Regions from separate parts of the Mus musculus genome. Here all the other regions are linked to region 1. The links are chromatin loops, found by intact Hi-C in ENCODE. Cell type or tissue: heart. All regions are shown on one strand. Links, peaks and the distances in the headings refer to the core of each region. The heading gives the core; the rest is flanking DNA. Region 1 holds the start of Thap11 (THAP domain containing 11). Region 2 overlaps Gfod2 (glucose-fructose oxidoreductase domain containing 2). Region 3 holds the start of Enkd1 (enkurin domain containing 1).

What was found. A loop is a pair of places that touch in the nucleus more often than their neighbours do. Peaks named below come from ENCODE experiments on the same cell type or tissue, not always from the same donor. Only the 100,000 strongest peaks of a DNase experiment are listed, where the experiment ranks them.
Region 2: it touches region 1 in a loop (2.7-fold over the local background); 5 of 42 quality-filtered maps call a loop at or near these places.
Region 3: a loop joins it to region 1, with 2.4 times the contacts of the local background. A loop is called at or near these places in 5 of 42 quality-filtered maps.

Annotation. Positions count from the first base shown.
Region 1 is chr8:105,852,435-105,862,842 of GRCm38, reverse strand. Thap11 (THAP domain containing 11) reads right to left here and starts at 7,740. Exons shown (of 1, transcript NM_021513.2): 1 at 5,893-7,740. The coding sequence starts at 7,482. The coding sequence ends at 6,565. It overlaps Nutf2 (nuclear transport factor 2), which reads right to left and starts at 2,310. Exons shown (of 5, transcript NM_026532.4): 1 at 2,138-2,310. It also overlaps a transcript of Cenpt not described here. In heart, for the core only: a CTCF peak has its summit at 8,055; DNase peaks (open chromatin) are centred at 6,862 and 7,762; H3K4me3 peaks cover 2,308 bases; H3K27ac peaks cover 2,356 bases.
Region 2 is chr8:105,711,965-105,722,738 of GRCm38, reverse strand. It overlaps Gfod2 (glucose-fructose oxidoreductase domain containing 2), which reads left to right. Exons shown (of 3, transcript NM_027469.5): 3 at 5,089-8,695. The coding sequence ends at 5,987. Among named protein-coding and RNA genes, the nearest start is that of 4933405L10Rik, 9.1 kb to the right of the region's middle. In heart, for the core only: a CTCF peak has its summit at 8,384 (motif pointing left); DNase peaks (open chromatin) are centred at 7,468 and 8,368.
Region 3 is chr8:105,701,869-105,710,716 of GRCm38, reverse strand. Enkd1 (enkurin domain containing 1) reads left to right here and starts at 2,509. Exons shown (of 8, transcript NM_198299.2): 1 at 2,509-2,560; 2 at 2,794-2,893; 3 at 2,974-3,168; 4 at 3,979-4,151; 5 at 5,957-6,082; 6 at 6,203-6,366; 7 at 6,468-6,604; 8 at 6,696-7,065. The coding sequence starts at 2,809. The coding sequence ends at 6,856. It overlaps 4933405L10Rik (RIKEN cDNA 4933405L10 gene), which reads right to left and starts at 2,428. Exons shown (of 4, transcript NM_027655.2): 1 at 2,202-2,428; 2 at 1,704-1,921; 3 at 1,133-1,317; 4 at 472-1,056. The coding sequence starts at 2,285. The coding sequence ends at 620. Pard6a (par-6 family cell polarity regulator alpha) reads right to left here. Exons shown (of 3, transcript NM_019695.3): 2 at 8,321-8,543; 3 at 7,223-8,109. The coding sequence ends at 7,355. In heart, for the core only: no CTCF peak of the experiment used is centred there; a DNase peak (open chromatin) is centred at 2,606; H3K4me3 peaks cover 2,060 bases; H3K27ac peaks cover 1,500 bases.

The DNA.
Region 1 (10,408 bases), core at 6,179-10,178:
ATGCAAAAGTATACATAGCCTAGTGTTTATAAAGTTAAGGTTTGATTCCTACCCAGCACTATGAAAAGAGGGGAGAGGGAGAGGGAGAGAGATATCTCCTCTGCACACACCACCCAAAAGCTTGGAATATGCAAGCTGATCTACAGCCATAAACACAACTCATCTAAAACTGAGACAAGCTGGAGTTGGTTTTAGTTCTTTGAGGCGGGGTCTCATGTATCCCAGGCTGACCTTGAATTTCCCATGCAGCTGAAGATGTAACTTGTGATCCTCATGTTCCTACCTCTATGATGGTAGGTAAGTAAACTGGACTGCAAGCTTGTACCACCATACCCAGTTTATTCAGTGCTAGTGATCAAACAAGAAATCTATCAACTGAGTTACATCCCTGTCTCCAAAAAAAGTGTGGAAATAGCTGCTTTTAGTTCCAAGTGGCTCCTACTTCTTTGACCTTTTATGTTCTGTGGATAGTCCTTCCCAACTGCTTAGCTTAGCACACCAGGGAGTCTCTCCAGAGCCTATTGGCTAAGCCTTACTTCCATGTGCTTAACAGCTATAATAGAGATTAAGAAGCTGAGTCAGTCCATAGAAGGTAGGCCCTGGTGAGAGCTGAGCAATTTGCTTGTGGCCTTTGACTAGGGAGAATGACTGGACAGAGAACTGTACTGGAGGGGGAAAAAAAAAATCAAGTGAAAGCCAGAGCAACAGTACTGAGGAAATATTCAGGGAGCAGGGGGCGCTAAAGATAGTGGCTTTCAGCTTTCTGGCCCTAAGTCAGTCATCCTAAGAGACTGGGCACTCTGCTTGCCCAGGTCTCTGGGACCTCTTAGGCCTTTTAAGAACTGTGACACAGAAGCCAGCAACAGACCAGAGAATTCAACCTGACAAGAGATGCTTTCTGCCAAGTCCTGGGAGCTTTTCTCCACTAGTTCCTAATCATCACTCAAAACAGAAGTGCATTCTCAAAGCCTGCCTACTAGTAACTAGTCAAATACACTACATCTCCAGGAATTCAAGGTGATGGATGACCTGAGGTGCCATTGCTAAGGTACTTTCTCTAGACCCATCCAGCTTCTTGACTGTTCACAGGCAGCCCTAGCACACGTGAAGAGAAAGCAGACATCGTGACTTCTAGTTCTAGATCTACAAAACAACTTCAAAAGGCAAAAACAGTCTAAGCCAGTGCCATAGGCACAAGGCCCCTTCCACCTTCTCTGGGCTCAAAAACCTCAAGCATGGAGTCCATTTCTTCATGAATTAAATCCGACCTCATCACTTCAGTAAGGAGTCATCTTCCTGCTAACTCTAGGAGGTTCTAACGTACTTTAGAATTGGGCCCTGACTGAGAAATCTAACAAAAACACTGGAGGCTCACACAACCCACCCCAGAGCTGGAGTCTAGTCATGGATAAGATTGGAGCTGCCTCTCCAAAGATACTAGGTCCTTATTTTCCAGGACTAGCTAGAGGTAAAGTCCCACGAGGCATCCCCTCCCACCCCAGAATCCCTGCCCTTGTCCTCCATGCTGGACACTGCAGCACCGGTTCTACCGAGGTAGAGGTTAAGTTTCGTGCACTCCCAGCAGGCAATCAAGCAGAGAAGCGTTCACCTACATCCTAGCCGGGCTATGGTTTGGAACCGGGCAATGGTCCCAAGCCCCAGCAGCGGCAGGAGGGCCACCCTTACCCATGCTGGCTCTGGAGCGAGCTGGGTGGCGTTGCCCATCCCCGGATCTTCGCCGGCGGGTGGTGGGACGTGGGTCTGGGATCGGCCCGCCAACCTGCCTGCAGAGGTTGCAGGATTCGAGCAAGCCAGGCAAGGCCACACAGGGCCGGGCCCTGAGAGCTATCCTGATCGTCCGGACAAAAGAAAAAGATCTGGCCATCAGCCAAGACACAGGGTGGCCCGGACAGCCGTCCATCAGGCTCTCAGCATTCCCCGGGCCGCGGCCGCAGACAATCCGCGGTAGGCGGAGCCGCGCGCGACACATGGTGCGGGCCCCGTGCCTCTTCGGGCCGCCGTGGGGGTGTGAAGAGGGGAGGGGCCTCCCAGGGCCTCGAAGCAGAAGCTCCCGGCGGCCTAGAGCGCGGCTCCTGCGGCCCAGCCCCCGCCCCGGAGCGCTGGCCCCAACACTCACCCGTGGGGCTGGCACGATGGCGGCAGCGGCGGCGGCAACCCAGCGCGGTCTGCGACCGACTGTCCCTTCCCCCTTGCCTTCCCTCGCCCGTCCCGCTGCACTCAGGGAAACGTAGTCCCAGTATGCTCCTTATACGCCTTAGTGAGCTTAGCTAGAACTACATTTCCCAGAATGCCATTCGCAGAGGCGCAGCCACGGCTCGCAGCGCGGGAGGAGAGGCTAAGTTAGGGAGGGAGGCGGTCCGGGTGAGCCCCTGAGAATTGTGGTCTAGCGGAAGCCTCTGGAACACGGAGTTGGCGCCAGGCAAGGATCAGGTCTCGGTTGTAGCTGGGTCCCAGCTGGCTTGGCCCCGCCTAAGTGTATGTGGCCTATGGAGCCTGACCCCGCCTCCATGGGAGCCTGGTTTAGCTTGGAGCTGGCTGGCTTGTCCCAGCAGCCCCTCCCTAGGCCCCTAGTCCAAAGCCTACTCCCTTTAGGCGCCCTGGCTACCAGCTCTGCTCCTCTAGCATCAACCCACGGGGGCGAAACCCACTCCTCTCTTGTTCAATGAGTTAGCTGTGTCTCAGAGGAAGCCACTTATCCCAAAGTTGGTTGGAAGGTAACTAGGTTTTTATTGAAACTCTAAACACTCATCTAAGGTGGGCCCATAGTTGGAGAGGTTAACCTCACGTGTACAGAGAGGTATTTTTAAAAACAGAATCGTGAGGGTTTTCTTTTTTTGATTTCCAGGTTTACTTGTTTTGTTGGAGCAGACAGGGCAACTATTTTTGTTTGTTTATTTGTGTTGAGGAGGGATGAGCCACGACATGGGTGTGGAGGAGAGAAGCAGCTTTCTGGAGTCAGTTCTTCCACCATGGGGGCCTTGAAATCAGATTCTCTCAGGTTTAGCGACCCACGGAGCCAGCTCACCTTCCAACTTTAATTTTTATTGAAAGATAACTGGCGAAACGTAATTTTCCTAAATGGCCAGACTGTAAATAATCTTCCCACCCCTTCCCCTTTACTTTCAATATCCTTTTCAGTTTCCTGGGTGACACAAATATTTGAAGTAACGCCTCTCCGTCCCGCCTGTGCTGGGCAAATGGCTCTGCTACCAACCCACAGAACCACAGAAAAGGAAAATGGCTGCAAACACCCCTATCTTCCTAGTCAGAAGACTCTTTAATACTTCTGTTTTGCCCTCTTAGCCTCACCCCACCTCCTGGAGATGACTGATAAAACCAGGCTAAGCTTCTTGATTAAAGCCCCTGTCTAAACTGGGCAGTGGTGGCACGTGCCTTTAATCTCTGCACTTGGGAGGCAGAGACAGCAGATTTCTGAGTTCAAGGCCAGCCTGGTCTAAAGAGTGAGCTCCAGGACTTCCAGGAGACAGAGAAACCCTGTCTCGAAAAACAAAACAAACCAAAAAAAAAAAAAAAAGAGAAAAAAAATCCTCTGTCTATCCAGACCACTTTGCTTGGTCACTAAGAACTCCATGTTACCCTGTTGGCGACACATCAGGAGCCTGACCCCACCAAGAAAACAAAACACAAGCAAATCATGAGACAGGATGAAGGATCCAAGGAATGTTGCTAATGGGTTCAAAAGAACCAAGGTGACAGCATCTGTTCTTTGGAAGACCAGGAACTCAAGGACAGGCTGGAGAGAGAAGCCCCCATTCTAAGGGAAGGGTATTGGTTGGTAGCCTGAAAATACACTGCTGTGTTTTCACCACCTGATCACAAGCCAGAGCTAACCCTAAGAGGCCGATGTAGCTTCTTCCTAAACTGGGCACCTATACAGCACATACAGCAGCTTTCTTTTTGTTTGTTTATTTGGTTGGTTGGTTTGGTTTTTTTCTAGACAGGGTTTCTCTGTGTAGCCCTGGCTATCCTGGAGCTCACTCTGTAGACCAGGTTGGCCTCAGAAATCCGTCTGCCTCTGCCTCCTGAGTGCTGGGATTAAAGGCGTGCTCGACCATGCTTGGCTAATACTGCAGCTTTCTCAAGACCCATTTCCCAACTCAGAGCCAAAGGACAAAAAGGGAAGTAGACCCTGGTGTCTTGGGTTCACTCCAGCTTACAGTCATAGTCAAGTTTAACAGAGCCAGAGCCTAAGGAGGTAGAGTACACGCATGTCCCAACAGTCACAGAAACAGGTAATGTTAAAAGGCATCTACAGAGCTACAAAGATGAATCAATAGTTAAAGAGTACATCCTGCTGGGCGTGGGTGGCACATACCTTTAATCCCAGCACTTGGGAGGCAGAGGCAGTTGGATTTCTGAGTTTGAGGCCAGCCTGGTCTACAAAGTGAATTCCAGAACAGCCAGGGCTATACAGAGAAACCCTGTCTCGAAAAAACAAAAAAAGTCACTCAGGTCTCCCCATTAGCTTTGAGCTGAATTACTTACAACTACAGATAAAAATGCCATCTTACCTGTCCAATGTCCAATCTAAAAACTGAGGCAGCCAAACCAGTGTAGGGATTACAAACCAATTCCTTAATGCCCTCTGCTCACCTACCTCTTTCACAATGAAGGTATACGGGAATGAATGTATCTGTAACAAGTCGCTGGTGCCTGAAAGAGCCGAGGCTGCTTCTAGCTCTGGACTTCACTGGTTTGTTAATTACATCCACATGTGTTCCAGACACTACACGTCCCAAGAGGTGAGATAGTAAACAAACTTCAACTGTAGATGAGAATTCAAGAACGAAATTAAGCCCAGCATGGTGGTGCACACTTTTAATCTCAGTCAGAGACAGGTACATCTCTGAGTTTGAGGCCAGCCTGGCCTACCAAGTGAGTTCCAGACTACCCAGGGCTACAGAGAGAGACCCTGTTTCAACCCTTCCCCACCACTCCTAAAGGAAAAAAAACTATCAAGAATCTAGATGAACTCTGGGCATGGTGGCACACGCCTTTAATCCCAGCACTCGGGAGGCAGAGGCAGGCTGATTTCTGAGTTCGAGGCCAGCCTGGTCTACAGAGTGAGTTCCAGGACAGCCAGGGCTATACAGAGAAAAACCGTCTCGTAAAAAAACCAAAGGAAAAAAAAAAGAATCTAGAGGAACAAATCAATTCCCATTTCCTTTTCACCTTTTGGCTTAAAAAGTCAAGGGAAGGGATGGGAAGATAGTTGAGTTGGGAAAGTGCTTCCCTTGCAAGCATACCCATAGAACCCATGTAATACAAAAAAAACAAAACATAGGCATGGTGATGCAAACTTGTAATCCTAGCACTGAGAGGCACACACACAGATTCCCTGAGACTCACTAGCTGACCATGTGGCCTATCTCTGGGTGAGACCCAAGCAAGTGAGAAGACACCCCGCCCCACCCGCCCCACCCCACCTGCCCTTTCCAGAACTGAGGGCTGAACCCAGGGCTTTTTGTGCTTGCTAGGCAAGTGCTCTACCAATCAGCTAAGTCGCCAACCCCAAGTAGACCCTGTCTCCAGAAAAAGAAAGGGCTGTATAGAACCTCTGGCAGGCACCCCCTTCCTACACACATTGATGTATGTACACATACACAACAATCCAGAGAAACAATGATGGACAAACCAAGGCCTTTCGTGCAGCTTCCAAACTCTTCGGAGTGACCTGAACAAGGGACTTTATGAAGATCTATGTGCTTTATGGAGAAACCGGGTCCAGTTGTTTAAAGCATCTCTACTTTCTGGGCTAGCCTGTTCTTTCAAATAGGCCAATACCTATCTATATCCCCACATTTCAAGGACACTTAGCTTTAATTAAAAAAAAAAAGTCGAAACCCAAATAAAAACCTTACTTTTTTGTTTAATTTGTTTTGCCAAACAGTGAAAACTTCAGTCTAATTGTACAGAAAATAGAATTTGTAACCAGTAGCAAACATAACGAGATAAACCTAAGTCCCTGGTGAGCTGGATCTCCATCAGCAAGTCACCCAGAGCCCTCTCATAAATGACCTTCTGGGTAGAGAGGTCCTAAGAGACAGAGGCACAGATCAGCTAGTCCCCATCAGAATCACAGACTGCACCTGAACCGGGTAGCATGGAAAGGAGAAACGATGTTACTGAGATCTCTTATCACTACACACAGCAAAGCTGTCTCTGATTGCTGGCCAACCTGAAGAAGTGGTTTCCTCAAACCCACAGTCCCTTAAGAGTTCCATCTGCACCCCCTCCAGGGTAAGTTCCAAGTTCAGTGGTTCTGAAGCCTGTGTATAACCAGAATCTGCAACATAAACTGGGGAGTGAGAGACAAAGTCATAACTGCTGGTGTCACCAGATTCTGAAGTCCCCAACTCTTACTTCACGAGGAGACGAAAGAAGGTGCCAACTGACCAACTGGAGTCCCGCTGTCCTAAACCTCGGCACTGTCAACAGGAATACTGGGGAGTACAACATTTGCCTGAGGATTCCTTGGGCTGGAAGGAGTCACGAATTCTGCAGGTTTCTGGGGGGAACCATTCACATGCCGTGCTTCTTACGGATGACAGCCATGGCAAGCAGACGATCCTTCTCTCGAAGTTCTTCACGGAGCTTGGCCTCGGTGAGACGCAGATGGCGGATGCTACCCTTCATCTCCTTCATCTTCACTTCCATCAGGGCCAAGATGTCCCGCTGCTCGTTCAGCTTGCGCAGGAGCTCCTCCTCCGTGGTACCCGAGGACAAGGAGTACGAGTGGTCAGAGCCAGTGTCAGGGAAGCCCTCTTCCCCTACCACCACCAGCTGAGGGCCCAGAGTGCACTCAGCGGCCTCCAGCCCAGCCGTAGCAGCCTCTAGCTCTGAGGCGGCGGCAGCGGCGGCTGCCCCTTCAGCAGCTGCAAACTCGACTTGCACTGTGAGGTCGATGGGCTTCACATCATCTCCCGAGGGAGTCGTGGACACGGGAACCACGGATCCCGGAGCCTGGTTGCTGTCTACGGCGGCCTGAAGCGTAAGAAGCACAGCTGCAGAGGCAGACACCAGGTTCGGCTGCAACTGGGTGGTCTGGGCAGTGGAGGAGGACGGAGACGGCTGCTGCTGTTGCAGCTGCTGCTGTTGCTGCTGCTGCTGTTGTTGTTGCTGCTGCTGCTGCCTACGGCGGGCTGCCGCAGCTCCCGCAGGTCTCCGAGCTACTTTGCGCTCATTGACGCCACGCAGCGGGAAAATGGTGGGAACGCGCACCGTGTAGGTCTTGCGGCCGCCCTGAAAGTGGACGCTGCAGAGACGGTGGCCGGTGGTGGGTTGGAAGGTGGAGAAGCACCCACTGACGCCAGCACGGGACACGTTCTTGAGCCAGAGGCGCCGCAACTCAGCGTCCTTGGGAAACGTGTAGAAGTGCAGCGCCTTGTCCCGGTGTGAATTGTTGTAGCAGCCCGGAACGCAGCACGTAAAGCCAGGCATGGCTGCGACGCGCGGCCCGGCCCACCGGCCTCTCGAGCTCTTCGACGGCCGGGTCTGGCCCCTGTCTCAGCTCCTCGACGGGCGGCGCCGCGCGAGGCTCTCAGAGGCCTCTCACTATTGCCGCCCGGCGCAGTCGTCCCGGGCCGAGGCCCCGTGCCCAGAATATGGTTGCGGACCGCCCGCGCCGCGCTACCCACCCGGCCGTCCGCCTGCGCTTCGGAGTCGGCCCGGGGGACGCCGCGAAGGACCGCCTGGAAAGGAGGACTACGCCCCCCACAATGCACTGCGCCAGAAGCCTCTCACTTCCGGGATGGGGCGGGCTTATTCCGGCGGCTTTCCTGGACACCGCGATATCCTGTTCAGAGTCGATTATTTTCCAGATGAAGCTCGTCCTAAGCGAAAGGTAAAAATGTATTCGAATGGAACGTTATGGCATGGGCTACCCTTCACAAGGATCCGGAATCCTGATGGTACCGGGCGCGTGCCTGGTGAGCGCAAGCGCTCTGGGTATAAGAACACAAAGACTACAAGTTCCATGATGCCTCAGAAGAACGTTTTGGTGCGGCCGCGGGCTGCAGCGCCTCCTAAAGGAGAGGTGGAGTTCCTGCAGACCAGGATTTGAATGAGGTTCTGCAGCTTGCTATAAAAAACACCCCACCCCACCCCACCCCCGACCCCCAGTACCTTGGAGTGGACTGCATTCTTTAGCCTAGAGGAAACCCGAGTCCTCCCAGAAGAACTTCTGGAGTCAATTTCTTATATTGGGAGCACTCTCCCGACTCTCAGCTACCTCTTACATGGATGGACTCACTGACCTAAACCATGTCCCTACTAGCTGCTTACAATGTGCCAGACAGTGAAGGGAAAACACATTCAAGGCAATTGGTGGCACACGCCATTAATCCCAGCACTTAGGAGGCAGAGGCGGAGGCAGATTTCTGAGTTCGCGGCCAGCCTGGTCTAAAGAGTGAGTTCCAGGACAGCCAGGGCTACACAGAGAAACCCTGTCTCGAAAAAAAAACAAAAAACAAAAACCAACCAAACAAACCAATATATAAATATCGTATAATATTTTTCACATTTATTAATTTTAAAAACATTCAAAGTAATGGGAGATATGTTTATACATATATCATGTGTGAGAGTGGGGGAGTAATGTTTGCATTTATGCATGTTCATATGTGTGCCAGTGAGTGTCAATTTCTGGGTATCATTCATTCCTCAAGGCCCTTGGCCTTTTCTTTTTTCTTTTTTTTTTTTTTTTTTTGAGACAGGATTTCTCTGTGTAGCCCTGGCTGTCCTGGAACTCACTCTGTAGACCAGGCTGGCCTCGAACTCAGAAATCCACCTGCCTCTGCCTCCCAAGTGCTGGGATTAAAGGCGTATGCCACCACGCCGGCTGGCCTTTTCATTTTAGGCTGGCTGGCCAGTTAGCTGCAGGGATGCACCTCTAGCACTGCCATTATAGGCATGGGACACAATGCTTGGTATTTTTTTTATTTATTTATTTTTGGTTTTTCAAGACAGGTTTTCTCTGTGTAGTCCTTGCTGTCCTGAAACTCCCTCTATAGACCAAGCTGGCCTCGAACTCAGAAATCAGCCTGCCTCTGCCTCCTAAGTGCTGGGATTAAAGGCCTGTGCCACCACTGCCCTGCTCATGCCTGGCTTTTTAACTTGTGAGGAAGAATCACATTGATTCAAACCCACAAAGCATTAAAGAAGATACTCAATTTGACTCTACCTTCAGTACATAAATAGCCTTTAACATACTCATGGACATTCAAATAATATCTAGTAAGTTGAAAGTAGGGACTGTGCCTGGTCTTCAGCACCAAAAGCAAACAAAGTGCGCAATTTCTCCCCAGCACTGTCTTACCTATCCTCTGGACTTGGCATCTCTAGTGAAAAGCAAGAATCATATTGCATGTCTCTGCTTCTAATCTTGGGTCCTCTACATCTGTTTCCCTTGTGACTGCCAAAGAAAATCTGACAAGCCATGGGTCGCTCAAGGGGGCTGGAGAAATGGCTCAGGGTTTAAGAACACTGACTGCTCTCTGGAAGGTTCTGAGTTCAAATCCCAGCAACCACAGGCATGAATCACAAGTTCAAGGTCATCATCTGCTGCGTGGAAAGTCTGAGGCAAGTCTGAACTACATACAACCTGTCTCAAAACAAAACAACAGTCGGGCGGTGGGGCACACGCCTTTAATCCCAGCACTTGGGAAGCAGAGGTAGGCAGATTTCTGAGTTCGAGGCCAGCCTGGTCTACAGAGTGAGTTCCAGGACAGCCAGGGCAATACAGAGAAACCCTGTCTCAAAAAAAACAAAAAACAAAACAAAAACAAAAAAAAAACCCAAAACCTGTCTCAAAAAACCAAACCAAAAACAACAACAACAACGAAAAAAAAAAAGCAACAAAAAACCCAAACCAAAACAAAACCCAAACAAAACAACAACAAAACCCAAGACTTCTAAAGAAAATAAAAATTTAAACGGGGTGCAATAGAAAACACCTGTATTCTCGCTCACCTGCTCTTGCTTCTACTCCCCCCCCCATTGCCCTCCTCCCTCTCTCCAGGTGCCCATGGGCGACCTCTACTCCTCTATTCTCTCTGCCTCTATGTCTACTCCCTCATCTCCCCTTCCCATGCCCTGAATAAATCCTGTTCTATACTAACAAACAAAAAGAACGGAAGGAAGGAAGAAAACACCTGTAACGCAATCAAACAGAAGTGGAAGCAGGAGGCTTAGAAGTTCAAGGTCATCTTGGACTACCTAGGGATTTTGAGGTCAGCTTGGGCTACACACCACGCTGTTTCAAAAACAAAAAGTATATACGCACGTGCGCGCACATGAAATTATCAAAATCTACCATAGTGGCCTACATCTGCCATCGGAGTATTCCTATGGTAAAGGCAAGAGGGCT
Region 2 (10,774 bases), core at 6,352-10,351, 140 kb after region 1:
GTAGCCGATGTGTTTATAAAAAGATGAAGGGGAGAGAGGATATGTTCTATGGAGGTGTAGTCAGGTATGGGGGAAGGGGTGCCTCCTCGGGCCCATGCTGAGGGACCAGTATAGTATAGAACAGAGTTCATTCAGGGCATGGGGAGGGGAATTAAGAGGGTAGCAGAGGCACAGAAAAGTGAGCACATGGAGGGGGGGGTGGGGAAGGGAAGAGAGAAGGGAAGAACGAGTGGGAGAGGGAGAAAGAGGGGGCAAGCATCCCTTTTTGTTTGTTTGTTTTTCGAGACAGGGTTTCTCTGTGTAGCCCTGGCTGTCCTGGAACTTACTTTGTAGACCAGGCTGGCCTCGAACTCAGAAATCTGCCTGCCTCTGCCTCCTGAGTGCTGGGACTAAAGGCGTGTGCCACCAAGCATTGATGAATCTTAAACATTTGAGTTAGAGGAGGCCCTTCTGCTCTAGTGCGTGTTGGTTCATCCTCTCCTGTGATGAAGGCAAAAGTGAGCGGCTGACGGTTGTACCGAGCCAGGTGCCTTACCTTCGCTATCTCAGTTAATTCAGTCATCTTCCCTGGAGGGTGGGTTGACTCATTTTACAGTTAAAAAAAAAAAAAGGCAAAAAGCCAAACCCAGACAAAACTCACACACATCGACAGGGGATGCCAGTCATCCAGTGTGAAGTGAGAACATTTTTGATGACAGAAATTTCTGGCCCTGGTGCTCAAGTTTATCACTAATACATGGCACTTTTTGGCTATTTGGCAGACTGGAGGCCACCCATCGTGGGAGACATCAGTCACGTGTATTCTTTTCTCTTCTCTTCTTCTTCTTCTTCTTCTTCTTTTCTTCTCTTCTTCTTCTTTTCTTTTCTCCTCCTCCTCCTCCTCCTCCTCCTCCTCCTCCTCCTCCTCCTCCTCTTCTTCTTCTTCTTCTTCTTCTTCTTCTTCTTCTTCTTCTTCTTCTTCTTCACTTTATTGTAGAAAGGCAGAGAGAAAGAGAAGGTAGAAAGAGAGAGGCCAGCCACGTGGAGGGAAGGGGAGAAGGAGAGCTAGAAATGAGAATAAGAGGTAAGAGCTTAAGAGAGCTTTTTTTTTTCTTTTTTGCTACAAGATTTATAGTCAGTGGTAGCCAGTGTTTGTGGGGAAAGATGACCATGTTGAGCCTGTGGGCAGCATGGATTCTATGGACAGACTCCATCCATCAGGATAAGCTGTGCGATCCACCGGAAGTCATCTGTACCCAGTCTTTGTCTCACCCAAAGACACTCAGAAAGCGCGTTAAACCAAAGTTGCGAACAGCAGGGCTCTTGTAGATCTGCACACCTAGAGTGGTGTGGGCTACAGTAAGGGCCCAGGACAGGGACATCAAGGTTTGGAGCTGTGCCTCTCAAACCACACAGCACCTATGGAACCAGGAAGGTCATCTGGATGGCTCTTGTGCGCCCAGGAGCACAAGCTGTTGAAGATGGGCTTCCATCAGAATCAGGAACTTTGAAGGCGTCCCTCTCAAGACTTCCCTGGCTGTGATGGTGTTTGATCTACCTGTCCTGTCCACTCTTTGGTGCTAATAATCATTGCCTCTCTCTGACCACAAAGCTCTTAAACACGGCTGCGCCATCTCCAGGGTGGCCAGTAAAGGGTGAACAGAGGAAGGACCATGGTAGGGAGAAGAGCTAAAGGAAAAGGTTGGAAGGGTCTCTGGTCAGAAATCAAGGTCCTCTCAGTAGGACCACTAATATTATTTTGTGGTTTTTCAGTGCCTGGGGATTGACCCTAGAGCATGCTGGGTTTATTATTGTATATGTATATATAGGGTGTTTGTGTGTGTCTGTGTCTGTGTGTGTATGAGTGTGTGTGTGTGTGTGTGTGTGTGTGTGTGTGTGTGTGTGTGTGTGTATGTGCGCGCGCACCACAGAGTACACGGTGGGTGGCTCAGCAAACTTCCTGCAGTCAGTTCTTCCTTCCTACCATAGAATCTAGCTATTGTACTTAAGTCATCAGTTTATATAGCAAGCGCTTCCCCCAAGCCCCCACTGAGCCATCTTGCCAGCCCTAATTCTTTTTAAAACAAGGCCTTTTGGTGTAGTCAAGGCTGGCCTCCAACGCATAGTTCCCCTGTCTCTGACTCCCAACCGCTGGAATTACAGGCATGTGTTAACCATGCTTGCTGCCAGGACTTTGACTTCTGTTCTGATTGAGATATAAATCTATTGGAAAGGTTTTTTTTTGGGGGGGGGGAGAAGTTAATCTGAAAACCATATTAAGTTTTGTGTTAGATTCCCATCACTAGAACAAAATATTTGAGATATGCAAAGGGAAGGAAGGGCTCGCAGGGAAGTGTCAGAACATAATTCCAGCACTCGGGAGGCAGCAGGCAGGGGCCTCTCTGTGAGTTCAAGGGGAAAGGTTTGCTTTGCTGGATGGAGGTTTTAGCCATTTAGCCATGGTGGTAACTATGTCTTCTCTGGAACCTTGTGGGCTAGATGAGAAAGGCAAAGAGCATGTGGTAGGACAAGGCTGTTCAGTGTGTCTGTTAGAAACAGGCTCTCACTCTGTAGTCTTGGCTGGCCTCAAGCTCATGACCCTTCCGTTTCAACCTCCAGTTGCTATGATGGCAAGTCTGAGCCACCTGATCCAGCTTAGGAGCAAAGCTGACTTCATCCTGGCAGTGGGGAGGCACAGAGAAAGAATAGGGAAATAAATGGCCAGGAACTCAGTAGCTGGCACAAAGGAACAGCCTCTAGCAGCCTTGCTTCTGTCCAGAGGTTTCCTTTCCCGGGAGCACCAAGTGTCGGGGACCAAACCTTTGACTCATGGACTATGAAGAATGTCAGGATGCAAACTGTAACAAGCTGACTGTGGTGCCACAGCAGAAGCAGAGACCAATACGTGACCTTTGGGATAGCTGAGTGTGGCCTTGAACTCCTGATCCTCTTGGCTCATCTTCCAAGAAATGACTGTTGGTATAATCCTGGAAAAACAGAACAGTAGCCACCTGAATGAAGAGAGTGGCAGTCAGGACGGCTTAGACCCTGGGTGTAGCTTAGTGATGAACTCCACAGGGTGTATTGAAAGTTAAATGTATGAGGGCTGGGGGAAAGGGCTGGCCATGAGAGCCTGAGCCAGGGTTCCCAGCATTTCTAGCACCCACATAAAGCAGGGCACAGCAGCACGTGTCAGATGTCCTAGAGATAGGGGACTTGCTGGCCACCAGTGTATCCAAATCCAGTGAGAGACAGTGCTCAAAAATAACGTGGCCTGGTGTGTAGGTACATGCCTAGAATCTCCGCATTCAGGAGGGAGAGGCAGGAGGAGCTCTGGGAGGCTAGCCTGGTCTACAGAGTGAGTTCCATGCCAGATGTGGCTACATAATTATATATGGAGATTAAAAAAAAAAAAATGGAAAAGAAGACAGCTGATGTTACCCTATGGCCTCCGTGGGCATGCATTATGTGACCAGCTCCATATGAGCTCCACATTCAAGCATATATATATTTGCATACACCACACAGACACAAAATCTTCCTAAAAGTGGCATGAATGAGGTGCCTCCAGTGAATTTTTTTTTTGACCCAGGGAATTTAGACGGGGGGGAGATTTGAGGAAAGGACTCTCCAGATCCCCATTTTGGATTGAACCTCCCCCTAGAATGTCTTGGGAGGGAATGGTGGCTGTTGTCTGGCTACTTTCCCAGATCACTTTAAATACCACATAGTCTCTCTGGCTCTGTGTCCTGGTGTCTTAGCCTGGTGTCTTAGTTAGGGTTTTACTGCTGTGAATAGACACCATGACCAAGGCAAGCCTTTCTTTCTTTCTTTCTTTCTTTCTTTCTTTCTTTCTTTCTTATTTATTTATTTATTTATTTATTTATTTATTTTTCGAGACAGGGTTTCTCTGTGTAGCCCTGGCTGTCCTGGAACTCACTTTGTAGACCAGGCTGGCCTCGAACTCAGAAATCCGCCAGCCTCTAACTCCCAAATGCTGGGATTTGGGTGCCACCACCACCCGGCTAAGGCAAGTCTTATAAAGGACAACATTTAACTGGGGCTGGCTTACAGGTTCAGAGGTTCAGTCCATTTTCATTAAAGTGGGAGCATGGCAGCTTCCAGGCAGGCATGGGGCAGGCAGAATTAGAGTTCTACATCTTCACCTGAAGGCTAAAGCAGAAAACTGACTTCCAGGCAGCTAGGGTGAGTGAGGGTCTTAAGCCCACACCCACAGTGACACACCTACTCCAACCAGGCCACACCTCCTAATAGTGCCACTCCCTGGGCCAAGCATATTCAAACCGTGACACCTGGCATGCACCCAGGATGTTAAATTCCCTGCCTTAAAGTCTTGATATAGGTGCATCCCCCTCTCTGCATGCCCTTTGTCCCTGCTCTGTTAGTCCCAGGAACTCCCCTGTCAGGCCTCCCTTGGTCCTGGCCATCTCAGTGCCCACCACACTACTGAAAGGACTTCCTCTTGCAGTTACCGAGACCTTTTCAATGCGCTCTAAGTCTCCTCCCTCTGTTCCAGATCACCTGTTTCTTTCTATAAGCAACATTCCTAGGTCATCTACCTTGGAGGGGTGTGTGTGTGTGTGTGTGTGTGTGTGTGTGTGTGTGTGTGGTCTGAATGTTAGGTAATCTTCCTGCCTCCACCCTCACTCCCACCCCAAATGCTGAGATTATAGGCATATCCCACTTTATCGGATTTGAGAAATAAATTTGTGTGGTGATGGCACATACCTTTAATCTCAGCACCTGGGAGGCAGGGACAGGCATATCTCTGAGTTCAAGGCTAGCCTGGTCTACAGATCGAGTTCTAGAATAGCCAAAGCTACCTAGAGAAACTTGTCCAAAAAATAAACAAGCCCGGCAGTGGCGGGGCATGCCTTTAATCCCAGCACTTGGGAGGCTGACACAGGCGGATTTCAGAGTTCGAGGCCAGCCTGGTCTATAGAGTGAGTTCCAGGAAAGAGGGCTATACAAAGAAACCCTATCTCGAAAAACCAAAACAACAACAACAACAAAACCAAACAAAAGATTGTTTCTCCCTCCCCCCCACCCCAAAGAATTTTGAAAATTTCCCATTGTCTTTTGTCATAGGAATTGGGAAGAACGTGGTGTGTGAGAAGGCAGCGACATCCATGGACGCCTTCCGGATGGTGACCGCATCTCGCTACTACCCACAGCTGATGAGCTTGGTGGGGAACGTTCTGCGCTTCCTGCCTGCCTTCGTGCGCATGAAACAGCTCATTGCAGAGCACTACGTGGGTGCCGTGATGATCTGCGACGCTCGCATCTACTCCGGGAGCCTGCTCAGCCCCAGCTACGGCTGGATCTGTGACGAGCTTATGGGGGGCGGGGGCCTGCACACCATGGGTACCTATATCGTGGACCTGTTGACCCACTTGACTGGCCAGAAAGCCGAGAAGGTGCACGGGCTCCTCAAGACCTTTGTGAGGCAGAATGCCACCATCCGTGGCATCCGCCATGTCACCAGTGATGACTTCTGTTTTTTCCAGATGCTCATGGGTGGGGGGGTATGCAGCACAGTGACCCTCAACTTCAACATGCCAGGTGCCTTTGTGCATGAGGTCATGGTAGTGGGCTCCGCAGGGCGCCTTGTTGCCCGGGGAGCTGACCTCTATGGGCAGAAGAACTCTGCTGCACAGGAGGAGCTGCTGGTGAGAGACTCTCTGGCTGTGGGCGCAGGGCTCCCTGAGCAAGGTCCCCAGGATGTCCCACTGCTTTACTTGAAAGGTATGGTCTATATGGTTCAGGCCTTGCGTCAGTCCTTCCAGGGGCAGGGGGATCGCCGTACCTGGGACCGCACCCCTGTCTCTATGGCTGCCTCATTCGAGGACGGACTGTATATGCAGAGCGTGGTAGATGCTATTAAAAGGTCCAGCCGGTCTGGGGAGTGGGAGACTGTGGAGATGCTGGCAGAGGAGCCAGATGCCAACCAGAATCTAAGTGAAACACTTCAGCGGAACAACCTGTGAACCTGCGCATGCGCGCTTCCTCCCAAGGGCCAGAGGCTCCAGGGAGGGCACTGGGACCTGGGATTGGCTGTAGCAGAGACACGGTGTCGTTTTTTAAATAAATCAGCTTGGGCCAGGGTTAGGAGCCAACTGAAGGTGGCCAAGGAAAACACCCATCCATCCATCATTGATTCCTCAGACTTGCCTGGGGACCCCTAGCTATGACGCACCTGCTGTCATAGCTTAGGCTAGCAGTGTGTGCAGGATAGAGCTGTAGCCTGACCCCTTGTGGTTCTGCCAGTGAGCAGGGCCAATGAAGATCAATATGGGCTCTTCAGGCTGAGTTGTGGTCTCACAGGATGAGAAAACCCAACAGGAACTAGCTTGGTTGAGTCCTTAGGGTAGATGGCAAGAAACCTTGCCTGTTGTGGACCAGGGCATCTCAGGACTGGAGAAGGCGGTGACAGGTCATCCCTTAGGGATCTTCCCCCACCCTCCCATTCGATCTGATCTTTTCAGCCCCCTTGCAAGCCCTTCCAAGAGAAAAGGAGGTTTCTGTGTTATACATAACTCTGGGGGGGGGGGGCAACTTGGCAGAGAGAAGACAAAGGGGAACTGTAGAACATCTGAGAAATGTCAGTAAATAAGTCAGAAAAGAACTGACATCATGGTGTGTGGTCGTTTGTTTGGGGTTGGATTTCTTTAATAATGGAAGGCTTGTTTATGGCTGTAGATCTGTTGTTGTTCTCCCTTCTTCACGAGCTCGAGCTCCAGAGCAGCTATGAGAATATGGCTCCCAAACGCTCTCCAAATATCTGCAGCAGAGAGGATATGAGGCTCCCTGTTAGGCTGCTGCCAAACCTGCCATTCCGAGAAGACAGGATGAGAGCCTGGGGACCCCTAGCCTGGATGTCATGAGAGGTTCTTTTTATTTTATCTGTCTGTCTGTCTCTCTGTCTGTCTGTCTGTCTGTTTGTTTGTTTGGGACAGGGTTTCTCTGTGTAGCCCTGGCTGTCCTGGAACTCACTCTGTAGACCAGGCTGGCCTCGAACTCAGAAATCCACCTGCCTCTGTCTCCCAAGTGCTGGGATTAAAGGCATGTGCCACCACACCTTGCTCTTTTTATTTTTTAAAGATTTATTATATATTTATGTGTCTGTATGTGTATCTATGTTTGTGTGAGCTCATGAGTGCAGGTGCCCACAGAGGCCAGAAGATGGCATCAGATTTCCCAGTGCAAGAAGTGGGTGCTGGGAACTGAACCTTTAACTGCTGAGCCATCTCCAGCCCCGCGGTTCTGTTATGGAAGCTGTGGTGTGGCTGGCTCCAGGAGAGCCCTCGGGAGGAGCTTAAGGAGGAAGGGGCCTGTGCCACCCTTTGGAACAGGTTTAACTGGCACTACTTGAGTCAGCCAGCAAGCCACCAGCTGTGCTTATTAACTGGGACAGGTCGGAGCTGGGTGGGGACTTGAAGGTGGAGGATTCGGCCCCTTTTGTTCCCCTTGTCATCTGCTGGATTATGATGTCTCAATGAAGCCTGTTCTTTCTTCAGATTTCCCCCTTGTCTGGGCTCCTTGCCAAAAAGGCCTAGGGAGGCCTTCCTCTTCCTCTTCCTCTTGGCCCAACTTATAGAAACCATCGGACCTATGTCCCCGTGCTGCCCTGATTTCAAACATCGTCTCTGTGAGGCAAAGTAAGGTTGGAATGTTGTTGCTGGGCTGGCTCTCCAGAGTAAACCATGTTTAAGGCCAGCCTGGTCTACGTAGCAAGAACATGTCTCAAAGGAAAACAAAATCTATGCCTATTGTCTCTGACCAGGGGAAGCAGAGGCAAAGTTACTAGGTCGGGACTTTAGCTCCTAACCTTAAGGTGCCCTTATTCCAACCCTGGGGAATCTTCTCTCAGAAACCTAGGCATTCATTGACTTTCTGCAGCAAGATTCAGCCTGGCTTGAACGACGAAGGCGCTGCACAGTGCCCACCCTCAGGAAGCTAACAAGACTGGCCATTTCTAGCCCACTCAGCTCAGCTCCAGCTGCCCTTGTATATTTAATTAATATGCCAAGATCCCGCCTAAGTTGAGGATGTCCAGGAAGACCAAAGCTGTACCTGTGAAAAGTGTTTTTTGCTGACTTGGAAATGTTGGGTAGGTTTTAGAGATGTTCGTGCTCAGAGATCGCCTCCCAGTGCTGGAAGAGGGGGTAAGTAGACATGGGGCGGGACTACTATTATGAAGACACAGGGACTTTGAGGGCACCTCTCAGAGTCTAGATCTAGACCCCTGACAACTTCCCACCTCCCTGGAACAAGAACTTGCAGTCACTAAGAATGAGGTGAGCTGAGCCTTTATGGCCCAGATGGTGAGAGTCCCTGAGCGAGTGAGCCAAACTAGTTCTAGACTTGTCCTGCAGCGCCCCCTACTGGAAGAAGGCAGCAGCTTTTAGGTAGAAGTTTCTTCTGAGTTAGCCCTTTGATAGATCCCAGCCAGATGAGAATTTCCAAAATGCCTGTTAAGTCTTCAACCTCCGGAAGGGGGTTGGGGTGGCTGAGAGATGGTTCAGTGGTTAAGAGCACCAGCTGTTCTTCCAGAGGTCCTGGGTTCAATTCCCAGCACCTACATGGCAGCTCACAACTGACTATAACTCCAGTTCTGGGGATCCTACACCATCACACAGACCTATGTGTTGGCAAAAAAACAATACACATGAAATGAAAATAAATAAAATTTTTTTTAAAAAAGGACTGGAAAGAAGGCTCAGCGGTTAAGAGCACTGACTGCTCTTCCAGAAGTCCTGAGTTCAATTCCCACCAACCACATGGTGGCTCACAACCATCTGTAATGAGATCTGATGCCCTCTTTTGGTGTGTCTGAATACAGCTATAGTGTACTTACATATAATAAATGATAATTTTAAAAAATTTCCACTTGAAAAAAGGTCTTTGACCTCCAAGTAAATCTAGGCTTTCTACTCACAAAGTCATGATACCCGCTTCCGACCTCTCACCAACAGCTCACTCCTTGTTCTTTGCTTCATAAGCAATCTCTCAACAATGTCAGACTATGAGAGAAGCAGACCCCCAAGACACCACCAATCTGCACTCGAGTGACAGAGAACTCAGCTGTCTTACCTCGGTCATCCCCGGATATCTTGTCTCAGGCACTCAATATTGGCTGGATGTACAGTGTCACCTTTGGCCATTCTCCTGATTGGTGGGGCTTTGTGATTGATAGTCTGCATGGTTACAGACTTCTAGCAAGAAACTGTTTTCTTCACGTTTTAAACACAGTGCATGTACAGAAGCAGATAGGCAGCAAGACGTGTGAGGGCAAGGCGATTATTGTGATGCTCTTTTGCAAGGCAACTAAGATGTGGCTCTCAGCATAAAGAGATAACATTTTATCCTCAGTCTAGGCTACAGTAGAGCTTGGCTCCTTCCTCCCACTTAAGTCTCTTAGGCTACAGTAGTTTATCATAGGACTCCCGCTTGTTCACACTCCTTCATGCTTGTGCAGCCTGAGTCCCTCCTAGCCGTGTTCTCTGCTTCCACTACACTAAGCAGCCCTCCTGTGGGCCTCTTCCATACCCAGACTGTTCTGTCCCTGGGTGACCTCAGGCCAGAAAGGCTCTCCAGGAACAAAGCTTCTCTAGGTATTGCTTCTCCCTAGGGTAAATGGCACTCCCAGTCTCATCCATGCCCCTCCATGAGCATCTAACCATAGCAATGCTTGTCCCATTGGCTGCATTGGAAAGATGCTAGGAAAGCAGACCACACCCATTATGCACCATGCTAAGTACAGGACTGGGCCTCAGGAATTGTTCTCTAAGCATAAATATGAACTGTCTTCGTGGTACTAGATCCCTGCCGCTCCAGCCCTGGAGAACCGAAAGAAGAAATGTTGGTACGCTTGAGTCATGCATGCTACAACAGACAAGAGTCCCTTGGTTCATAGATGCTGTAGAACTCTGCACAGGACAGGACCCCAGAGTTTACCATAAAGCCATATCTGCAGGCATCTACTGAAGTCATAAAATAAGGAAGTCAAACTCAGTTGTCTAGCTCTGAAACATTCCAAATCATGAGTGGTCATCTCAGTAGGCAAGCTTGTGTCTGCATGGCCCGGGTAGACAGTATCACCTGATGTGATCATTGGCAGGAGGCAGATGGAGAGACAAATGTCCTGACATTATAGCTTGTCCGTGACCTTGCTGTGGGCCAGAAAGCAGCTAGAGAGGCTTGCAATGGAGGGAGCAGCCTGGAATGATGGTAGGAAAGTGGAGCACGTCCATTCTGCCATGGCCTCTATCACCCCCATCCAGTGACCAGAGGCCATGCATGAGGTGGTGGCCTTTAGATGTTTTTAGCTGCTCTGGTCCTGTCAGCCTCTGTATCTTCCTCTACTTTGGCCTCCATGCCTTGAGGCCTTTGAGCCTTTGATGGGAGCCCCCCACTAGGTAGGGGTGACCCAATGATAATCTAGGGGTGCACAGTCTAATGAAAATACAGAACTCACAGTAAGAGAGGGATCAAAAGTGCTACAAACTCAGGGCAATGTAGTGCTTTCTGACTTAGCTGAAAGAGGGTGTGGTGTGGTGTGGTATGGGTATAGTGTGTGTGTGGTGTATAGCGGGGTCATGCATGTGCTAGCCAGGTAGAAGGATGCAGGAACAAAGGAATAGTAGACAGGGAAAGCCCATGTAAACAATGAAAGCAAAAAAAGGCCTGGTTGATCAGGCAATTCCACACAGCCAATAAAGAATTTCAAAGCAGCCGGGCGTGGTGCACGCCTTTAAACCCAGCAATCGGGAGG
Region 3 (8,848 bases), core at 746-4,745, 150 kb after region 1:
TTGTCAGCTGTCACTCATGCTAGGATGAGCTTTGGTGATGCAAACTGTCTTTGTGTGATTTCTGCCCCCCACCAAGTCACCCCATTAAGTCGGGCGTGGTGGCACAGGCCTTTAATCCCAGCACTTGGGAGGCAGAGGCAGGCAGATTTCTGAGTTTGAGGCCAGCCTGGTCTACAGAGTGAGTTCCAGGACAGCCAGGGCTATACAGAGAAACCATGTCTCAAAAAAAAAAAAAAAAAGTCACCCCATTAAAACCCATTGTTTCACGGAGTCAGACTTTGGTGGTCTGTGTACTTTGGTCTGCCTTGGACTCCCAATCTGGGGTGAGTAGACATGTTCTCTGACACAAATCTGGTAGTACTCAGGAATCCGTCATTCAAGGTCCCCACTGATCCACACGACCAGCCATCCTCCTCCCTGCTCCCCAACCTCTTTCCCAATGCAGGCATCATATTTGAAGAATCACATTCTAAAAGGGGGGAAATGTTTATTTTCAGTGAGCGCAAATTCTCAAGTGTAGACAAAGACTAAAATTCCTTCCTCCACCTGATGGCTTAGGCCGATGGACTTAGAGCCATGGTTTAGGCCTAGACCAGGGGTATTCTCAGTGGCTAGATGGTCACTTGTACTGAGGGGATAGAGGGGGCACAAGAGGGGCAGCACAGACACTCAACATCTTGTCGATATCCACTTGCGTCGTCTTATCCACCTCAGCCTTGAGGCTGCCACTCACCCTCAGACTAGACAGACCCCCAGGCTCCTCTCCAACCTCCTCTACCAGAGGAGGAAGATTATGGGTCAGTGGCACTAACGGATTAGGGCAGGGTAAAGCAAGGCCTAAGCCCAGCTCACCTGCCACGGGCAGCAAGGTCTGCAGCTGCAGCTGTTCCACGCCCGGCTCCTCGGGAACCAGTGCTAACTCGGCCTCAGGCTCTACCTCGGGCTCCCTGTCCCCGTCCTCCTCCTGATTCAGCTCTGGGTTGCAGTAGTTGATGTATTGGTACAGTGGCCGCAGGCGCTGGGCTTTTCCTGCAAGAACCCAAGGCAGAGCAAAGGCTAGAACACCAGGCTGTGCCATGTCAGCCTCAGAAGACAAAGAAAACAAGAGAAGAGCCCAGGGACTGCCACTCACGCTCCAACCCCAAGGTCTCGGCGGCGGGTGCGGATGCGCTGGCCACAGCGGGCGGCACAGGAGCCCCGCCACTCTTGCGTTTCTTGGCTTTTTTGTGCTGTTTCGAGGACAGTGAGGATTCACTGTGGCTGCCTTCTGGCTCCTCCTTCTTCTGCAGCACCCCCGGTGGCAGCTCAACTTCTGACCTAGGATGGACATGGTGCTTGGCCCTGGGAGGGCTGGGGAACCCAAACCTGGGACAAGAGGCCTGAAAGAGGCAGGCTTCAGTCTTTGGTTCCTATATCTTGAGCCTAGGGCTTACCCCTGCCTGTCCACTAGAGCTAGTTAGCTGTCCATTTCTTAGACAGTGAAGCTCCAAGCCCAGTAGAGGCTCAGCATTTATGGTAGCTCAGTCTCCTTGCAAGATCTAGAAGTCCCAAATCCATACCAACCCCCCAGCCCCCAAGTTCTAGAGTTGGGAGTGAGGGGTATTGGTCAAAGACAAGAATCTCTGCCTTGAAGGAATGGGGATTTAGGAATCTCCGGGCATAAGACCCACCTTCCCAGCCCTTCCCTCCGAAAGCCCTCTCACTTTCTCTTGGGCCCATGAGCTGGTCTCACGATGGATGACGTAGGCTTGGGTCCTCTCTCCTCTCCTGCTTCCACCCCTGCATTGAGCCCTTCCTCTCCCACCTTTATTCCTTCCTCCTGGAGCTCTGGCTCTAAGCTGTGCCCCACGGGACACTTGTCTTCGCCTGGGCTCCTGCAGGTCTCATGTGCCGGCACCAGACACTCTTCTGTTCCTGGACACTAGAAGATACACATAGGTCATTGGGAGCCGATGGCCAGGCAAAGTATTGTGGGGATCAGTTATTCAAAGCCCAAAGCTGCTGCAATTGGAGTACATCTCCCTTGGTTGGGGGGGTGGTGGTGTCTCCTAACTACATATTGGCCACAAAATATGAAGGTAACCAGCTTAGGCCTCTCTACTTGTAGGGCTTGGCCTGGCAGTTAGAGGGTTGGGTTACCTAGAGTCCCACCTCTCCTGCCCTACCCCTCCATCTCCCGAGCTTTGAAATGCCCAAGTCACCTCAAGGCTCTCTGCAACCTGGGCTAACCCTACTGCTGCCCCATTCTGGGTTTCTGGCTGCCTCTTGGCCCCTTCTGAGGCCATAGGCTATGAGGAATCAGTGCATCCCTCGACAGTTGATCAGAGAAAACCTCAGGCCCAGAGCGGGGCTGGACTGGTACTCAGTGCTGGTAGGGGAGACAGGTTGAGAGGTAAGGCTCCTGTTGAGACCCGAGACTTAGAATCACTCCTCATCTGGAACTACAAACCCCAGAAGGCTGTTCGCCTTAGTCATTTGACCCCTGACCTCAGGAAGCCATTTGTTGCCAAGCAACAGCAACTCCTACCGGCTTGCAACAGTTGGCGGTAAAACTGCTCCAGTGAGAGCCCTCGCTGGGGCTTGGCGGGGGAGGGGCGGCGAACCCCTCTGGGCAGTGGGCTAGTCGCGGGGCGGTGGTACAGTCTGCGCCTAGAGACGGGCGGTCGTCGAGGGGTGGGGCTCGGTGATGGGGGCTACCGCGGGGATGCAGGGCTCGGGTGGAGGGTGGAAGCACCCGACAGGGATTAGAGGGGAAAGTTGCGCAGCGCAACAGGCCCTGGTGCACTGTTGCAGGGCTGCGGTAGGATCATGTGCGAGGGCCCGTCCCGCATCTCTGGACCCATCCCCCCAGACCCCACTCTCTGCCCGGACTACTACCGGCGGCCGGCCTCGGGTGAGTTGCGGGGTGCCTCGGCGGGGCGAGTACCCCGCCCCACCCCTGAGCACGGCTTTCCACCGCGTCTTGCTCCTCAGCCCAAGGACGCCTGGAAGGAAACGCGTTGAAGCTGGACCTGCTGACTTCAGGTCGGGACCTGGACTCCAGTCCTCCTCGTGGCCCTCGCATCAGGCCTGAAGCCCGAGAGATCCTAGAGCGTGGCCAGCGAGGCGTGGGGGACGTGCTGCTGCAACTGGGGTGCATCTCCCTCGGTTCGGGGGTCTCTCCTAAGAGTAAGTCCTTGCAGACGGGGTATTGAGGCATTCTTAGGTCAAAAGCAGAGATTAAAATAGGGTGCTTCTTAATTGCCTTGAGCCCATGCAGTTAATGTTCTTTTCTGGGTCTTAGTTTCTCTAGCATAAAAGAAGGGCAAAATACAATACCTCCTGGCAGGATCAGAGTCTATCCTTCTGCAGAAAGCCCTCGCTTCAAGCTTTCACACCTTGATGGAGCATTGTTTACTTAGTGCCTACTTTGTGCCAAACCCTGTAGCTGTTAGGAAAACGGGGTTAAAAAGTATGGGAGTCGTCCCAGGGTAGGGTAGTATCCAAGGGAGGCTTCCCCTTCTCTGAGGAGAAGAGAAAGGGGTAATGGGGGGGGGGGGATTTGGCACAGGCAGGACTGGGAGTAGAGGGGCTACAATTGGGATGTGTGAATTTAAAAAAAATTGGCGGGGGGAGTATGGGAGTCACAGTTGGAGGCAATGAACAAGACAGGCCATGTGTATAATATACACGGTGATTAATGGTATGCTAAATCATAAAATGTAGAAGATAACCAGGAGGGTGACTGTGGAAGGGAATAAGCTGATAACTGTGCTGTGGGTATGATGTCTAACTTCCATGAAGAGGCCTTGGTTGTATTTAAAAATGTGTGTGTATGTGTGTGTGAACCCAGGGCCTCTCTTCTACCAGACATCTCCCAGATTGTCTGAGAGGTCTTTCTGCCAAGGGTAGGGTGTGAATCTATATTCGATCTAGTCCGAGGTGCATGGCCATTTGGTAGGGCTGTCCCTAGCAATATTCCTCCCTGCACCCTTCCAGGGAAGAATCCAAAGGACCATGAGAAGGAAAACTTGAGGCGGATCAAAGAGATTCAGAGGCGCTTCCAAGACCAGGAACGCAGCCGGGAACAGGGTCAGCCTAAGCCACTGAAGGCACTGTGGCGCTCACCCAAGTATGACAATGTGGAGTCTCGAGTCAAGGCCAGGATGAAGGTATCTGTCCCAGGGAGGCAGACCTATCCATCTTGGCCAAGGCAATTATATCTGATCTAACTTACAGAGCATGTGTGTGCGTGCGTTCATGAGTGCGTGCGTTGGGGGAGATGGTGATCACAAAAGACTAAGACATCTGGGTGGACTTTCTCTGGGGAGCTGATGGCATCAGGTCAAGGATTAGGCTAGAGGAAGAGAACATTCCACAGAGATAAAACCCCACAGGTAGATTCTGGCATCAGAGGGAGTAGGGGCAATGGGCATAGTGGGCATAATTCAGTTTGTAAGGGGGAGAAGCAGAAGGTTTGAACAGAAAGCCAGCAGGGTACATATCTGAAAGAACTACCTAAGTTACCTAGTTACATGTGATATTGGAGATGGAATCGTGAGACACATGCACACTAGGTACTCATATAATATACCCACGACCTTCCTGCTAACTCATTCTCGGTTCCCCTATCTCTGTGTCTCTGTTTCACGCAGCCCAGGCTGACCTCAAACTCTTTGACTTTCTTTTTTGTTTTGTTTTTGTTTTGGTTTTTTTTTTTTTCGAGACAGGGTTTCTCTGTATAGCCCTGGCTGTCCTGGAACTCACTTTGTAGACCAGGCTGGCCTCAAACTCAGAAATCCGCTTGCCTCTGCCTCCCAAGTGCTGGGATTAAAGGCATGGGCCACCACGCCGGGCTACTCTTTGACTTTCTAACTCTCCTTTGTCCACCTCCTGAGCGCTGGGATTAAAAGTGTTCACTACCACACTACTTTCTCTTTTTCTTTTAATTCATTCATGACTTCTTTGAGATTAAAAAAAAAAATTACATGTCTGTGTGGCTACATGATTGTCTGTGCACCAGAGTCCAGAGGAGGGGATGGGCCTCCTGGGACTGGAGTTACAGAGAGCTGTGAACTGTCCTGTGCTATTGCTGAGTTGTTTCCTACTCCCACCCCCAACCATACCCCACCCCCACCCCACTATCTCCACTGCTACTTTGTTTCTAGACAGAGTCTCCCTGTGTAGCCTAGAATAGCTTCAAACCCATTATGTAGCCCAGGCTGGCCTTGAACTGGCCTAATTTTCCTGCCTTAGTCTACCGGGTTTGGACCACCACTCTCAGCTCATTTCTTTGAGTTTATAGCTTGCTCTTTAGCCCCAGGCTCTCCTTGGGTTCTCTCCATCACCTATCCTGGCCCTAAACCCTTACTCTTTCTCCTTCAGCCTCCTGAGACTACGGGCATGCACCGCTATTTCTTACATTTTTTTTTTTTTTTCCTGAGGACAGGGGCAGGCAGCAGCACTTAGGTTTTGGAGGTAGTTACTATTTCTCTATCCAGGGACCCTGAAAGAGACTCAGGATTGAGAGAAAGGACAAGGTCACATGAGACTGGAATTAGGCTGGAGCATCTGTGGCAGTGCCAGGGGGTAGGACTGTGTCCAGGAAGCAGATGGATACACAGCTCTGGGTCTCACTGGTGAGCCCAAAATGTTATTGACAATCAAATCGAGGACAGTACGTCTAAGGGAGCAGCCCTTGGTCTTGGGGGCTTGGAGGCAGCCCTTTGTAATGTTCGGGTGCTAGCTAGGAGGAAAGGGTGGTAGTAAATGAGGCCGAAGGAAGTAGTAGGTTTTTTTTGTTTTTTTTTTTTTTTTTGTTTTTTTTAAGGCTGTGAAGAGACAGGAGGGGACCCACAGAGATGAGCATAGAAAAGTTCTTAGAGGAAGGAGGGACCGAAAGGGGGATGGCCTTGTGGGTTAGAACCTTAACTTCAACCTCCCTGGTTCTAATGCCGAACCGTACCCAACCTTCCAGGAGCTTGGCCCCACCTCTGTGACAGAACCTGCCCACTTTCTGCGGGCACACTCCCGCTGTGGCCCTGGGCTCCCACCATCCCGTGCCTCCAGTCCTCAGCTCGCCCTTCCAGGTCCCCAAGCTAAGGTGAGAGAGCAGGTCTGTGGGGACTTGACGACCATTTGACAGGAGTCCCGCGGGTAGAGTCGGTACAGAGGTGCAATGTAGTGCCACGGGGTCTCCACCGTGCTTGCCATGTCTCTGCAGGGACCCGGCCTAGGCGTGGATTTCATTAGTCGCAACGCCCTAGCTGCCAAGAGAGCCCCCCGGCGCCACTCCCGCTCCCTGCAGGTCCTTGCACAGGTTCAGGAACAGCAGCGCCAAGCCCAGGAGCGCTACAACGCCACGCAGAAAGGCCATGTGCCCCATTAGTGAGTAGGTCCCGTGCGCTGTCAAGTGCGGTGAGAGACCCCTGTGGAGGCTGAGAACCAGTGTGTCTTAGTGTCTTCAGCCCCGGGCCTTGCCTTCACAGCTTGTTGGAACGCAGGGACCTGTGGCGGAAGGAAGCGGAAGCTCGCCAGCGTAGCCAGCCAGACCCGTCCATGCCCCCGGGCCACACACTCATGCCTGAGAATCAGCGGCTGGAGACCCTGAACAATCTGCTACAAAGTGAGTACTTGGGCAAGGGTGGCGGAAAGGGAGCCCATGAGAGAACCATGCATCCCTACCCAACACTCACTGGTTCCGTGCCCCTTTGTAGGCCAGAGCCAGCTGCTACGTGAGCTAGTACTATTACCTGCTGGGGCAGACTCGCTGAGAGCCCAGGGTCATCGTGCTGAACTGGACCGGAAGTTGGTGCAAATAGAAGAGGCTATCAAGATCTTTTCCCGACCCAAAGTCTTTGTGAAGATGGATACCTAGTCCTTCCCCGCTTGGTACCCACCAAGAGTAACAGGGAGATATGTGTGCGGATCACCACGTGGCTGCCAAGGGCAGACTCAAGCCCTGTCATAGCTCAAAGACAGGAGCGTTGGGGTGGGCAGAATCGAAAGCACTTCTTAGTCACCAGGGGCTGCAGAAGGGCCACCAGCCTCCCAACTTCTCTGTCAAAATTAAACCTTTTGTACACAGTGGCTGTGTTCCATAGGAGCTGTCTTAGAAATGCTAAGCCCAGTGGGCCTCCTGCTGCATCACCCACCATAGGATGCCCTCCTGCCTATGTCCAGGGAAGAAGGCAGACGTACAGGATCAGAAGAGATCGGGGCTGGGACACAGAAGGACCACATCTACATTTGTAGAAAACCTTTAATGTTCACCAGACTGAGAGGGCTCTGTGAGCAAGCTAATCTTCTCTACCCAGCTGGAAAGTCCAGGCCATGTTCCCGCAGCCTAAAGTGACAAGGGCTGCATCTTTGCCTGTCAGAGGCTGAATCCGCTAACATCACCTCGCATGCCATTCCCCCAGCCAGAATTGGCTTGCTCTCTGCTATCCAAGGAGGGCAGAGAGCTGCCAGCACCAGGAAGTAGGCAGCCAGGTTGCAGGTCCCAGCACAGGGGCCCCTGAGACAGCCCATTAGAACAGGGAGGGTGGCGATTCTCAATGACCAGGTCACTGCTGTCATCGTCACTGTCAGGATCAGTAGGCCCAGGCCCTACAGAGGAAGGCCCTGTCAGACGCCCAGATGCCCCCCGTACCACATTATTACGCTGGTTGGCAGGCTTGACAGTGACGATGAGGTTGTGGCTGTTGGCGACCATCATGTCCGTCACTTGGTCCAAGGTCTTCCCGGCCACCTCAATGCCGTTGACCTCAAGGATCTCATCACTGACCGCCAGCAGCCCTGTACTCTCAGCCAGGCCCCCACGTACCAGGCGGGAGATGAAGATACCTGGAACCCGCTCCAGGCCCTGGGGAGCCACGCGAACACTCATGCCATCTCGAATGTAGAAGCCCAGGGGACGGTCTGAACCATGTTTGTGCAGCCTCACTCGTCGGTGGGTCTCAGGTAGTAGGTCCACATCTATAACTGAAGACACCTGGCGGAAATCTTGGGGCAAGCTGATTAACAAGGGTGGCCTGGTGCGCAGAGGTGCCACTGGTCGTAGCAGGAGCCCTTTCTTGCGCCTTTGTAGAGAGTTGGAGGCAAAAGCCAGGCCACTCGAGTCACCTTCTGCTGCAGGAGAGGGGGGGGGACTAAGATTAGAGACTTCTCCCAATTGGGCCTGTGATAGGGACAATGTCAACTGTTTTCCTGCTACTTGGAGGTCAGACCAAGGGCAGAGGCTACAGAACATAAAGCCTGGGGGCCCTGGGTATGATCTACCCTGATATACCTGTCCTATCACCCTAACCCAAGAAAGCTGCCCACTGTACCCCATCCTCACCCCGTTTCTGAACCAAGAGGCGCAGAGGTGGGGGCCCGCTGGCCAGGGCCCGGTGCAAACTGTCATCGTTGGTGAGGGGCAGCAAGTCACCGTGAGCATCCGTATAGCCAAGCAGGACGTCCAGGCCAGGGATCTGGTGTACCACACACAGCAATCGCGAGAACTCCTGAAAGCCTCTCACCGAAGTGCGGGGTAGTGCAAAGCGTCGGAACTCGGCGTCAAACTGGAGGCGGGAGGGAAAGGGAACGGAGTGTCAGGACATCCCAAGCCCCTTTCTCACCACAGCACTGAGGCTGTCAGGAGAGGGAAAGGTTGCTGGAACAGCTGCAGCCTTAGGCTTAAACCTCAGCTCCAGTACAAGGGACACTGTCCAAGGTCTTTCCCTTGCTCTCCACATACCCAGGCCACAGAGGGACTCTGGAAGTCCGTAGTGGGAGGGAGGATGCGATGAGGGGAGGCAGACAGAAAAGCAGAATAGGACGGAGGATGGAGGACAGAAAGAGGTGATGGAGAGCCAAGGAACTAATA